Linked DNA regions of Mus musculus: region 2 is linked to region 1. The links are chromatin contacts, found by POLR2A ChIA-PET in ENCODE. All regions are on one chromosome and are shown on one strand. Each heading gives the region's core, a stretch centred on a gene start or an enhancer-like site at or near the end of the contact. The rest is flanking DNA. Distances are from core to core; before and after follow the strand shown.

Region 1 (7,545 bases), core at 3,251-5,750:
TGGACATAGTACTACCGGAGGATCCCGCAATACCTCCCCTGGGCATATATCCAGAAGATGTCCCAACCGGTAAGAAGAACACATGCTCCACTATGTTCATAGCAGCCTTGTTTATAATAGCCAGAAGCTGGAAAGAACCCAGATGCCCCTCAACAGAGGAATGGATACAGAAAATGTGGTACATTTACACAATGGAATACTACTCAGCTATTAAAAAAATGAATTTATGAAATTCCTAGGCAAATGGATGGACCTGGAGGGTATCATCCTGAGTGAGGTAACCCAATCACAAAGGAACTCGCACAATATGTACTCACTGATAAGTGGATATTAGCCCAGAAACTTAGGATACCCAAGATATAAGATACAACTTGCCAAACGCATGAAATTCAAGAAGAACGAAGACCAAAGTGTGGACACTTTACCCTTTCTTAGAAATGGGAACAAAACACCCATGGAAGGAGTTACAGAGACAAAATTTGGAGCTGTGACGAAAGGATGGACCATCTAGTGATTGCTATATGCAGGGATCCATCCCATAATCAGCTTCCAAATGCTGACACCATTGCATACACTAGCAAGATTTTGCTGAAAGGACCCAGATATACCTCTCTCTTGTGAGACTATGCTGGGGCCTAGCAAACACAGAAGTGGATGATCACAGTCAGCTATTGGATGGGTCACACGGCCCCCAATGGAGGAGCTAGAGAAAGTACCCAAGGAGCTAAAGGGAACTGCAACCCTATAGGTGGAACAACAATATGAACTAACCAGTACCCCGGAGCTCTTGTCTCTAGCTGCATATGTATCAAAAGATGGCCTAGTCGGCCATCACTGCAAAGAGAGGCCCATTGGACTTGCAAACTTTATATGCCCCAGTACAGGGGAACGCCAGGGCCAAAAAGGGGGAGTGGGTGGGTAGGGGAGTGGGTGGGAGGGTATGGGGGACCTTTGGGATAGCATTGAAAATGTAAACGAGGAAAATACCTAATAAAAAAAGAAAAAGAAAAAAATGAATAAAATGACAATTTGGATCAAAAAATAATTCAGCTGTTAATCAGTTTTAGGGAAAAACTAAAGCATAAATGACGGTCAAAACGTCAGTGAGGGGACTGGAGAGATGGCTCGGTTGTTAAGAGCACTGGCTGCTCTTTCAGAGGACCCAGATTCTATTCCCGCACCCATATGGCAGCTCACAACTTTCTGTAACTCCAGTTCCAGGTAATCTGACACCTTCACAAGACAGACATAGGCAAAACAACAATGTACATAAGATAATTTTTTTTAATGCTTTGGTTCTAGGAGAATTTTAGTGTCATTTCAAAACAAAGCAAAACCAAACCAAAAACCAAACCAAAACCTTTAGTGAGAGTGCATGAACTCTCTCTTGGAAGAAGTGAGAGTTAATATTTAAGAATAGCAAGGGTTGCCAGGAGGTGATGGCACACACCTTGGATCCCAGCACTGGGGAGACAGAAGCAAGCAGATCTCTAGGAGTTGGAAGTCAGCCTGGTCTACAGACAGCTAAGTTCCAGGACAGCCAGAGCTACACAAAGAAACTTTGTCTCCACAACCCCCTCCCCCTCATAAAAAGAATGGCAAGGATCAAGGATATACACACATGCACACACACAATACCATACACACACACACACACACACACCCTGCTGTGATTTAGATCTTAAATCTCAAAAATTCTTTGCTAAAGGCTTGGTCCCAGGGTTAGGATGAGCATCCTTAAGAGAATGTGGAAGATCTGGAAGGTGCCTACTCATAGGAAGTTGGATCATAGGGGCACACTGTCCAAGGGGGTACTGGGATACCAGCATCTTCCCCTAGTTTTTGTTTCCTGGCCTCCAGGAGGACAGCACTGTCTGCCACCACATGCTCCTACCATGCTGGTCTGTGCTGACAAAGATCCAAAACAACAGGTCCAAGTAACTGGAATGAAAGTCCTGAAACCATGAGCCAGAATAAACCTTTCCTCCATTTAAGTTTACTCGTCTGATACTTTGTTTCAAGATGTAAAGCTGACTAACAGACTCCTCTCTGAACGTTCTCCTTAGCTTGGGGGGCGGGGGGGGGGGGGTTGTGTCTAGGCTTCCAATAATGATTTAACCACCCAAGACAGAGAAGAGAGTCCACGGTCACTTTACTGAGATGCTTTCAGTGTCTCTTTCTTCTCTGAACAGGGCTTCTAAGCTGCGGCTGCAGACAGATGCCTCTTCCTTCTCAAGGATTTTTTTTTTTTCACTTTGTGGAATGTGCTAGTTCACTGTGAACTTTTAGAGCATAGGGAATTGTTTGCCTACAGAAATCAGATCCATCCTGAGCTGGAAGTCCTGACCTGGCACTTGTTAGTGCCCTCATTGCTAACAAAGTAGAGTTGGGGGGGGGGATGGTACTGGAGGAATGACATCATCAGGAAGGCCCTCTGAGTCCCAGCTTGATACATCCAAAAGAATCAGAGGAACTAGAAGAGCAGATGCAGCCAGTTCTGCACACAGGTGCAGCCTTCCTTCCACATGGCCCCAGGGATGAGGGATGATCTGCTCTGGTGATGACTTCACTTCCGCCTTTAGCATGGCAAGCACACCAGTCTACTGAATTAGATACTCTGCAGGAGTTAGAGAACAAGGAAAGAGGGGGAGGAAAACATAGGCATCCGCTCGCTCTCCAGTCTACCAGGAGAGGGCTCTGGAGGCTGGGAGTCAGGGGAGGGGTTGTCATAAGGCCAGGCAGGTCTTCAGAGTAGGACCTTTTAACTTTCAGTTCCAGTTCCAGTCTATGGTCATACAGGACAAAGAGAAAGAGAAGCACACACACACACACACACACACACACACACACACACACACACACACACACACACACGGGAAGAGAAGGAGGGAAGGTGGGAGGAAGGGAGGGAGGGGTCCGTGGCCCCTAGCCAAATAGTGAAACCTTCTGCTAAAGCCCTAGACTGCAAATCCTTTAGCATAGGGTCCTCCTTCAAGCAAATGAGAATATTCAGGAGCACAGACAAGTTTTACACTTGTTTCCCCTTCCTTTTAAAAGAGGCTTTCAAGATTAATTTTATTTTTGCACGTAGAAATGTTTTTGCCTGCATGTACATATGTGCACCACATGCATGCCTGGTGCCTGTGGAGTTCAGAAAAGGATTGGAACTGGAGCGAGAGGGTTGCAAGCCACCATGTAGGTGCTGGAATGGACCCCAGATCCTCTCTGCAAGAGCAACGCTGTGATCTTAACCACAGCCCCCCATCTTTTATCTTTCCACCGGCTTTGGTTTGGTTTAGTCTGGAGGGGGCATGGGGGAAGGTAAACTCAGGCTTTGTCCCAAGCCTGTGCAGAACCGCTCTGTGCTAAGGTGTGATACCTATCACTGTAGAATGTAGAACTCTTTGCCTGCTTGAGCCCTGAATCCTGACTCAGCCAGTTGCTCTAAAATTGGGACTCCCCATCTTTCTTCTGCAAAGCCATTCTCTCTGTTTTGCCTGTGGATCCAGTCAGGAGGCTGACTCTCCATCATCCTACTTAGCCTAGTAGGAGGGTGCCAAGACTGCTCACCTGACCAACCAGTCAAGCCAGATCAGAATTAGGGGAAAATAGACACGGAGACCAGGAACAGTGGCCGTTGGCCAAATGCTTGGCAGAGAGGCCTCTGTTCCTTTGGCTAAGAAACAGGCTGGGCACAGCCACCCTGATCAAGCTTCCGTGGCTCGGTGCTGACTGGGTCAGCAAACAGCTTTTTTCTTCCTCTCCGTGGACTTTCAGTCCCCCCGGTTCCACCCACAGAAGTTCCCCCCTCTGCAACACACGCCCAGCCCTACCTTTAGGGAACACCATTAGGTGGGCCTGGGTCCTCTGCTGTTTCCTCAGACCTTCATACTGGGCACGAAGAAACTGGATGTTTACAGGAGGCCCTTGACCTGGCGCCTGAGTCCTGGAACCCTCAGCCATTAAGCAGGTCCCCAGTTCCAAGAACTTGGGTAGAGCAGGGCACGGGCAGGCCAACCCTTTCATCCGCATCCGGGAGAAGAGCAAACACTGAGGGCTGAGGCAGGGGGAGGGGAGGAGAAAAGAAGTGTAGACGGTAGCGTGAAAGAAAGAGAAGAAGAACAGGGAGCAAGGAGAGAAGCTGGCAAGATACGGGGGGAGAGAGAAGGAGAAACGGAAGGGACAAGATCGGGGAGGTGGGGAGAGGAAGAGTGGGGAACAGTTAGTTCTTAACTAAAGAGGAGGATTCGGAGAGGGGCTGAAAAGGGGGCAGCGGAAAGACAAGGAGAGAATGGAGTGAGGAGCGGTTAAGAGCAGAGAGTGGGGTGGGCAGGAGGAGAAGGTGGGGAGGGTTGAAGAGCCACAGGTAGGAGTTGAGCGAGCGAGGGATCCAGCTCAGCTGCTGCGCTCTTTCTCAGTCCAGGGAGCTTTTATTCCAGACGGCTTCCTTGAGTGATGGTCAAGCTTAGAAAGCCGTTCCGAGGGCCACCGTGAGATTCCAGTTTCCTGGCAGAGCCGAGCTGGTCTGAGGAGTGCCAGGTGCCTGCTCAGTTCACAGATTTTGAACTTGACTTAGCAGGTCATCAAAACCTGCTGGCTTAATGAGCAACCACCACAAAAAAAAAGAAACAGCTTCTGCAACTTCAAAAGCTGGGGCTCCGATGTGTACAAGGTCACCCTAAGGTTTGAAGGCAGCCCCCAGCACACCTCTCAGATAAAAACTCCGGCATAAAGTCTGCCATAGAGACAGAGTCCAGGGTAGCCCTGGCTTCCCGCCAACCCCACCTCTTTGACATTTGAGCAGCCTTTGTGGTCTTGGCTTTTTCCAACTAAGTAACAAGTGGGTGTTTATTTTGCCCACAGCTACGTGCACCCTCACCCCCTTTTTGCCAGCCCTATCATTTCTGCGAATGGCAGACACTGCCTCTTCTTACACTAGCCGTGATCTATCCCTGCTCTGCTCTGCTTACTCAAGTAAGTGCGATTCTTTCTCCTAAGGCAATCCTTACCACTGGCCACTCTTGCAGAGCAATGGGTAGGGGATGGAGGAGGGTAAATCTTCAAAGAGTAGTCAAGGTAGTTCACTGGGGCTGCCATCACAAAGTCTCACAAACTGGGTGGTTTAAACATCAGACATTGTTCTATTTGTTTCAGAGACTATAAATCCAAGATCACGTGTGATCAGAGTCCGATCCTGTGGGAGAGTGTTCTATAAACCTTGACTAGCTCCTGCTGGCTTGCTTTTGCAGCCTGGTGGCCTTCATTTTTATGAAGGAATCACTTCACCTTTGTCTCGTTGTAATGTTCTCATGTTGAAATTTTCCCCTTTTATAAGGACACCAGTCACTGGATTAGTGCTTAGCCTGATAACCTCATCTTAATTTAACTAATTAAATTGGCAATAAACCTACTTCCTAGTAGGGCACATTGCAGGCTCCAGATTTAAGATGGCAGCAAGAGAACTGGAACTGAGCTGGTAAGATTTAGCTTTTGTTGGGTAGACCATGACAGTACCATTCAGGGAAACAGGAAGGAAGGGAGAGATGACCGGGGAGGAGCAACAGGGGACTAGTTTTAGATGTTATAGTTGGGGTGTCTTTGATCTTTCTGGCAGCAGGAGGGAGCCAGATGGTGCAGGGTGCTTTGTGGGGAAATCTCACTTGAAAATGCCATTCGTTTTGAAAAAGATAATTTGTTATTGGGAAGATTTTATTGTTAGGAATATATAGAATCAAGAAGTGATCCTAGATTGATCTCTGCCTTCCTCCCTCGCTCCCTCCCTTCCTTTCAGGAGTTATATGTACACATTTGTACGGATACACATGCCCATGTGTGTGTATGCATGTGTGCATGGAAGTCAAAGGTTGATGGCACAGGTGTGGGCATCATGATTCTGAGGTGGTCTTCTGCTGATCTTGAAATGCACCAGTTTGGTGAGGCTGTCTGGCCAATGTGCTCCAAGGACCTACAGGTGGGTATGTTCCCAGTGTTGGCCTTATAGACTCATGTCACCTGGCCTTGCCTTTATGCTGAGCTGGAGAGCTGCACTCAGCTCCTCTTGCTTGCACACAAGCACTTAACCAACTGAGGCATCTCCCTTCCCTCCCACTCTCCCTCCCTCCTTCCCTCCCTCCTTCTCCCCTCCTTCCCTCTTTCCCTTAGTTCCTTTCTTCCTTATTTTCTTTGTCTTTTTTTTTTTAATTTAAAAAAATTTTAAATTCTTTTACTTTTTAGACAGTTTCACTTTGTAGCCCAAACTGGTCTGGAACTCAATGTTATCTATCCTCCTGTATCGGACTCCCGTGCCCACTGTGAGTGCTAGGATTATGGGTACATGCCATGCCTGCCTTTCCTTCTGTTAGTTTCCCATTAGCATACCATGTTCACATAGAGATGCCCCCCTTTATACTCTATTTTCTTCCCCCTCCTCTCTTATCTCAGGGCTTCCTTCTCTTCCATGCTCTGGTGGAAGAGCATGTGGCAGACTTTGTTCACATTAAGGCAGAAGCAGAGAGGAACAGGAACCAAGGGTGGGTATAGCCTCCAATAGCCATCCCCTCCCCTAACTCATGACTAATTCCCAACCTCTTTTTAAAAAATCTGTCTTGTTGTTGTTTGTTTGTTTTTGAGACAGGGCCTCATTCCATATCCTTGGCTGTCAAGAACTTACTGTGTAGACCAGGCTGGACTCACAGCCTCTGCCTCTGTCTCCTGAGTGCTGGGTTTAAAGGCATATGCCACCACTGCCCGGAAAACTCCATATCCTCTTAAGACAGTGTCATCAGCTGGAGACCATGCATTAAAGTATGAGCCTTCAGGGGACATTTCAGGTTCAAATCATGACTGATGGACAAAGACCGGGAGGGCAGGCCTCCATATCTCCTCTATAGAGTAGCACCTGAGCCTTCTATGTAGCAGACTGGTTATCTTCCTAGTGACACAGGAAAGGCTACACTGCCTGCCAAGTGCCTCCCCTGAGCATTCTGATTCAGTTAGTCTGGGGATAGTATCTTGACCTGTGGATACTTCTAAAGTTCCCTGTGTTACAGGGAGCTCACCAGAGATGAACACTCAGACACAGTGTTTAGCCAATAGAAGGCCTTTATTCCAACCAGCTGGGACCACACCCAAGTGTCCCAGGACCTGAGTTTAGCCTCGAATGTTCAAGCCCTGCTTTTTGTTTTGTTTTGTTTTGTTTTTAAAGCAGAAATTGTGTCCTGATATCTCACTCAGTTGGCAGCTGCAGGGGGGCTTAGCAGAAATAAGCAGTTTAAAGGAGCTAAGTTAGCTAGGACATCCTGACCTTTAGTTCCTAGAATAGAGTTGGGTAATTTTCCATGGGATTCTCCATCAAGGAGATAAGGGCCTAGTAAAATCTGAAATGACCTCAGCAAGAAAACAAGATGGAGGGGCTGGAGAGGTGGCTCAGCGGTTAAGAGCACTGACTGCTCTTCCAGAGGTTCTGAGTTCAATTCCCAGCAACCACATGGTGTCTCACAACCATCTGTAATGGGATCTGATGCCCTCTTCTGGTGTGTCTGAAGA
Region 2 (7,104 bases), core at 1,191-3,690, 40 kb after region 1:
CACGCCCTGCGACGCAGGAGGAGGAGTCTCTAGGGAGCGGCCTGGACCTTGCTCCTTAGCAGTCACCTGGGGTACCGATCCAAATCCGAGGGTCCTTAGCTGGGACCTGAGTCCCAGTTGATGAGATTACATGACAAAACAGGGCAAACTGCATCTCAAACACTCTCAAGGTTTACCCCCAAAAGCTATGAGGCAAAACCAAGCAACACTACTCAAAATACTGAAAATGCGGCTCACAATCCTAATTTCGGGCTTCAGTGAACACCAATTACAGAGGCAGGGATGTGCAAACTTGCAAAACAAGTTTTCTTCTGCCGATCTGTATTGGCTTGAAGAGTATTCAAAATTATCTACTAAGAAGCACATCACAATTTTTAGCTCTAGAAACCAATAACCACAATTGGCAAGTGTCGCCAGTACTGACACCAATAACCTGGAGACAAAACAACACACCCGGAGTAGACCGGAGCAGATGCTATCATCTCTTTTCTCAAACATACCCAATTCAGGGGCTGGCAAGATGGCTCAGCACATTAAAGTGCCTGCCACCAAGACCAACGAACTGAGTTCAATACCCACGACCCACAAGGTAGAAGTGAGCCAACTCTCTCAAGTTGTCCTCTGACCACTGCCAATGGATGCCCCACCCCTATATGTGAATATAAACCGAAACAGAAAGCCCCAACAACAAAACCATATTCAGCAAATAACAAAGTGTTCTTTGCTTTTTTTTTGAGACAGCCCAGCCTCCTGAGCGCTGGGGATTAGAGGCATGAGCCAACGCCTTGGTCTAACACGTGGTCTGTGAAGCACTGAGCAAAGTGTGTGTGTAGTTCAAGGAATAATTTTATTCTTAAAGATAAACACGGCAAATCAACTGTTGATTTCTGAGCCATTATATCATAGCCTATTATTCCACTCCTGTGTGGAGATTGACCCCAGGGGCCTTTAACTACCCACACAGTCGTCAGAAATAAGGCTACATTTTACATAGTTTAATTAATCAACTTAAGCCCATCACATGAAATTTATGTGTATTCAGTTTAACTTCTGATTCTGGGCGACTCCGATCAGAGCCTTGGTAGCAGGCTTTTGGGGCCCAAGCTTTTTCCGAGTAACTGGTTTCCTGGCACCAATGTACACCGCTCCTATTGGAATGGCAAAGGTTCCATAAGTAGGTCAGTTTAAACAGATAAGGATCCAACTGGGTGCTGGGACTAATATGGCTGGTAGTGGGTGAGCCAACTTTTGTACTGAGACCCAACCAGGTGCTCAAAACTGGAGGGCGCGGACCTGTCTTCCACGGATTTCCTAGTTTAAGGGTGAGCCAGTCTTTCACACATCAATTTCCACCCCCAACCTCCTTTCACTTTTCATTTTATAAATATTCCCCGAATAGTTACAGTGTAACAGGCTCTGGGTTTCCCAATCTGGAGGATATTTTGGTTCTCAGTAACTTTCGAATATGGTAACAGTTTTTCCCTTGGGTATTATTTTTCTTTTCCCAAAGGGCAGGACTTTGTACTTGACTACTCCCTGGGGGAGAGCCCTGGTTCCAGCAAAGCCCACTTATGGAGGGTCAATCACTGAAACCTTAAGGTTGCGAGGCCCCGGGGCCAGACTTTGGGGACTGAGTCATTCCAAAGCCAGAGCTGCCGGAAACACGCCCTGCGACGCAGGAGGAGGAGTCTCTCGGGCGCGGCCTGGACCTTTCTCCTTAGTAGTCACCTGGGGTACCGATCCGAGGGTACTTAACTGGGACCCGAGACCCACCCTCATGCACCGACCTGGCCTGTGTCCTCTAGGCGGCAGGTCACTGATGGAGGGAAACTAAGGCCGAGCCCAGCAGTACAACACACCCGCGCGGCGTGTGGCACCGCGTACTCGAGAAGTGGCGGCTCTCCATCTTTTCCTAGAGATCCTAAATCCTGATTCAGTTGGGGCACGGGAAGGGGGGAGTGTCACAGGAGGACCCCGGTCCATCTCTTCACCTCCGCCAGATTTGGGCTGGCGGTAGGGAGTGCAGCTCCGGGGACTCAGGTGCTGCCCACGAGTGCATCTCCCGTACCCGGCGTTCCAGGGTCCCCTCGTCCCCTCCCCCAGGGCATGCTCCACCGCCGAGGGCGCACACAGGCCCTGGGCCGCTAAGCCCGCGGGGACACCGAGAGTGTCCTCTTCAGCACCGCGGGATGTGCGCGGCGCCCGGGCATGCGTACCTTGCTCTCGATCAGCTTCACCATTTTGGCTGTTGCGGGGAGGGAGCCACACGCGTCTCAGCAGAACCAGATGGAAATGGATCCAAGGCGCCCAACGGAGCTTGCAACCGAGTGCGGCGCCCGCCTTCTCTTTATAGAAATAGGGCGGAGCGCAGCAGGGCGGGGCGGACGGGCACGCGCGGCGGGGACGCGCTTCCCGCCTCCCGCGTCCGCCAAGGCGCCTGGGCAGGCCGCGCCTAGACCACGCCCCCAAGAGGTGGGGCGGTTTTCCAGGGGGCGGAGCCAGAGTCGGCTACTAGTGCAGCCTGGGGACTGTCCTAGCGCTGGCCTCACTCCTGGCTTCCCCGCCCCACTCTAAGCTGCCGAACAAGAACCTTAGTTTATAAGGGGCGGAGCTAGCACAGGCTCCTGGAGCAGCTTCGGGTTTTTCCAGGCTCCAGACGCCGCGCGGCAGCTACCCCTAAGAGCCAACTTCCAGCTGCCTCAAGGGCACTTTAACAGCGAACAGCGCCGGGGTAGATCACGGTCCTCTCTCACACCGTAGAGTCCTTCTGTAATCACACTGCCCATGCCCCAAACTAGACCTAAGTCAGATACTTCCAGATTGGGGCTGGGGACAGTCCCTAGGACTGCCCAGGCAGAGGTGTATCCTTAGACTAGGGCGGCCATGCTGCAGTTCGACTCAAAGTGCTGAGTAACGATGACCAGGAAGTGTCTCAGTGCGCGTCCTCGCCAACTTTCTGGGTAGTTCTTTGCCGCTTCTTTCTCCTCTCTCTCTCCTATTCCTTAACTTTAACAGGTGAACCTGCTACTGGGAGAGGCACAGAGCCGTTTAGAGCCCTGTTCTGTGCCCCATGCACATGTAGGCATGATAGAGATCGGATAGTCTAGCTCCCAGCATTGTCTTGAAGGATTTAAGGGCTTGAAAACTGACTGAGGACAGCGTTTGGCCCATAAGGAAGCACTCAATGAATTATTCTAATTATAGTCATCGCGAGCGCTAATTAAGCTTGCGTGGTGCCTTGTGGGGCCTTGCTGAGTTTGGCTGCCTTGTATTTACAATGACAGTATAGGCTTTGAGGAGATTTTTCCGCCTTGGGAGAGGACGCCAGGAAGAGTCTTCTTCAATGATAACTGAGGTGATGTTCAGGAGGACAGGGCATGGTGGAAGAAGCTAAGATTCTTAAGGTGGCTTTGTGCAGCCCCAAGAGTGCCGCTGTATGTTCTGGTGAAGCAGCTGAGGTGGAGACTGGACAGAGCCAGCATCCTGGGAGGAACTCACCAAGCCTGCATTTGGAGAGCCGATCTAGATAAATCTACATCGAGGTGAAGCACGGGAGGCTAATGAAACTGTGTCTCAGCCACCCTACCCCTACCCACTGGCTTCCCTTGTTCAAAACATTTAAAATACCAGAACCAGTTGTGCGATGTTTTTGAAGGGCTGAGGAATTCAAGTAATGAGTGAGGATGTAGACAAGAGGGAGTGTTCTGAACATAGCCCTAGACTGCGGGTGGATGCTGCCCCAAAGGCAGTAGCCTTCCCTTTAGGACAGCTGAGGCAGAGAGGAACCCCAGGCAGATGAGCAGAATCTATTAATTCTCTTTGCAGCTGTCGGGTCTTTTCAGTCCAGCTACATTCCAGGTTTCTGGCTTTTTGGTAGTCAAACACTGACCTGTAGAACTTGGAAGGGTTCCTCCCTTAGCTGGCACCTCTCCACAGACCCTCAGATGTCCACTGATTCTGCTAGGAAGGCATGACTCCCTGGCACCTGTACAGTACCAATACACATGGGTAAATGTGGGGGATATCGACAATAAGAGAATGAAGAACTGGGAGGTTAGAGTGAGTGTTAAGATTCTTCACAGCTCTGCCAGCTCTCCTGTCTGCATCCCCACTTAAGTAGCTCTGTCTCTCTAGGGCAGTTTATTTAGCTTTTCTGTGCCCCAGGTTCCCTTGCGAAATGAAAATAATACCACCGTATGCTGAAGGTTTGAGTTACAATACTGTATGTGTAACGAGCTGAGAAATGTGTCCACTGCTTAGCACCCTGTGAACCGACCACGTGAACAGCGACAGGCTGTTATACTGAACGGCATCTGTCTGAGACGAGGGCAGAGAGCTGGGGTGGATGGGGCGACTATAAAACAGGTGTTAGTCTTGAGTAATCAGGAAGTTGGCAAAAAAGAAAACAAAACCAAACTAAAAACCACAGATGCTGTAACATGAGTCTCAGAGGAAAAGGGATGTTTGTTTGTTTGTTTTTTTCTCCTGAACAGTGGAAAGATGTGAGCTGAACCTGTCCTTCAGCAAGATCCCTGTGTATAGCGGCATGGAAAATGGTCCTTAGAATTTTAATTGTAAGGAAGTGACAATTCTGTTTGGACAGTGGTGTGCAGAGGAATTTTGTGAGACCAGAAATGGAGAATTCATTTGTTCAGACCAATTCGGGGCAAGAGGGGAGGATGTGAAGTCTTTCCTTTGAGGAATTGACTCCATTATTCCCATTTGCAACGAAATCTAGCTCAAATGGATTTAAATAGGAACAAATTTCCGGGTCCTAAAGCTATCCATTACAGGAACACCATCTATCTTAATTGTCGGTGTCTGGTGGGATGTTTCTCTCACCGAAAGGCAGCCCAGGCTTCAGTTTCTCTGCAGGAAATATGCTTGCTCCAGATTGAACCTGTTGGGAAATATGGTGGTCTTATGGGTTTGCTTTTTTATGCCTCTGCAAAGGGAACTCCTTGCTGTATTCTGGGAATCTCAGAATGGTCCTGGCCAGAGTCTATCCTCCTGGCCAACATTTAATTAAAGCTTGCTTCAAATTTGGCTCAAAAATTGTGGAACTGGTCTTCCTCTCGTGATTCTCAGGTTTCACGGCACAGTAAGGGAGCTAGGTGACACAGCAGAGTCCTCAGCCACTCTGAGATAGACTCAGAGAAGCATGGCCTTTTAAGACAGAGAGCATTGGAATCTGGATTTGGCAAAACAGCCCGTCAGGTCCATTACAGTTGGATCAACCTTGACCTTGAGGTTTTTATCAAGAGTCCAGCATAAGTGAAATTTAAAAACTTGTCTAGCAGTACAGTTGGGTTGAAGGTAAATGGGAAGTGACATAAACTGAATCAGAAAGTAACATAGAGCGGGGTAGAAGGAAGAGTAACAAACAGACGTGTAGAGACGATCATTGCTGCCCGAAGGAGCTGGGCGTGTCTTGCTGTTCCTTTCAGTGGCCCTGAGTCTGCAGATATTATCCTTCCCGTTAAACAGGGATAGGGGTAGGGGTGAAAGTTCGAGGAGGTGATTCATAGGCTCTGTTCAGAGGACACCAGCACCATTGTCAAGCTCTTCCATAGGTCCGTTAGCACTTCTTGGGTCACCAGTAAAAAAAAAAAAAAAGAAAAGAAACCTAATATACTGGGTTATAAACTCCATTTATGGTACTTTAAATGTTAACTCTTTAGATGTTAAAACTAATTTACACCTAAGATAGCATACTTTCAGGGTTAAGTATTTTATTTTATTTTATTTTATTTTTTCCTCTTTCTTTTTCTTGAGACATAGTCTTACTATGCAATCCTCCTTAGCTATGTAGACCAGGCTGGCCTCAAATTTACAGAGATCTGCCTACTCATGCCTCCTGAGTGCTGGGATTAAAGGCATGTGCCTATTCTTAGTAATGCTAACTATTTTAAGGTGAAAATTACATGTACATGCACCTAGACAGAAATGTGTACACACACACAGGGGCAGAGAGGAGAGAGAGAGAGAGAGAGAGAGAGAGAGAGAGAGAGAGAGAGAGAGGGAGAGAGAGGGAGAGAGAGAGAGGGTGCTTTCTATCTAACAGAGAGCTGTGAAAAGTCTTGCAGAGATCTGTGAAAGGATATATATTCCAGTGGGAAATTGTCATATCAAGAAAATGAAACTAACATGGATTATTTAAACTAATAACTATTGGTCCTTGTCTAAAAACAAGTGACAAGGCAAATCACACAGTAGGGAAGACTGATCAATATATGCATCTAACAAGACTTTAATCCAGAATATGTAATGGCCTCTTACAACTCAGTAAGACAAGCAGCAAGTAAAAGCTTGACATACATTTCTTGTGTGTGTGTCTGTGTGTTGGGGGGAGGAGCCGTGTGTGTGTGTGTGTGTGTGTGTGTGTGTGTGTGTGTAGTTAATATGCATTGATCAGAAAGCTGCTCAATATCATTAGCCATCAAGCAATTTCAAATTAAAGCCACATTGAGATTTCATATACATTCAGTAGACTAGGTTAAATTTTAGGTAGAGGGAGAGAATCACCCCCCCCCCACACACACACACTAATTGTGGACTAGCTGGTATTCACACATTACTGATGGGAATGTGAGCTATCATAACTATGTTGGGAAACAGTTTTTCACATGCATTTGTTTTTGTTTTCAAATGAAGCAAAACACACATTTGCCACGTGACATGGTAATCCTAATTCTAGATTTTACCTAAAAGAACTTGGAATGTAGTCACACAAAGAACTGCCTACGAATATTCCTAATACCTTGCTCATCAGAGTCCCAAACAACTCAAATTTCCACCATTAAATGAAACAATAATAAAGGTGATATATCCTCAGGGTCGAATACTTAACAACAAAAAGGAGTGAGCTGCTTATTACATACACAGTCAGAGATGAACATTCATATATGTTGAGTGGAAGATGCCAGACGTTGAAGCTTTTAAGAGCTATTTATAGGAAGTTGTAAAATAGGTCAGTCTATAGGTACAATGCAAAATCTCTATTGTTCAGGTTGGGAACCACAGAGAGGAACAGAGAAACAGCTGGTAATATAGGCCTATGTATTTTCTACAGCTCAAGGAAAAATGCATTCAAGTGGATATATT

Evidence for each region. ChIA-PET counts read pairs that join two places held with the same protein, here RNA polymerase II (POLR2A).
Region 2: POLR2A ChIA-PET joins it to region 1 with 138 read pairs in embryonic stem cell. The contact joins the promoter of Txn1 here to the promoter of D630039A03Rik in region 1. POLR2A ChIA-PET finds 5 or more read pairs at or near these places in 5 of 5 experiments (Patski and embryonic stem cell).

The regions. Positions count from the first base shown.
Region 1 is chr4:57,911,764-57,919,308 of GRCm38, forward strand. D630039A03Rik (RIKEN cDNA D630039A03 gene) reads right to left here and starts at 4,501. Exons shown (of 2, transcript NM_178727.2): 1 at 3,834-4,501. The coding sequence starts at 4,032. Gm42293 (a long non-coding RNA gene) reads left to right here and starts at 4,745. Exons shown (of 5, transcript XR_881308.3): 1 at 4,745-4,974; 2 at 5,792-5,971; 3 at 6,235-6,311; 4 at 6,442-6,530; 5 at 6,635-6,657.
Region 2 is chr4:57,953,971-57,961,074 of GRCm38, forward strand. Txn1 (thioredoxin 1) reads right to left here and starts at 2,441. Exons shown (of 5, transcript NM_011660.3): 1 at 2,217-2,441. The coding sequence starts at 2,240. Gm35344 (a long non-coding RNA gene) reads left to right here and starts at 2,473. Exons shown (of 3, transcript XR_881303.3): 1 at 2,473-3,542.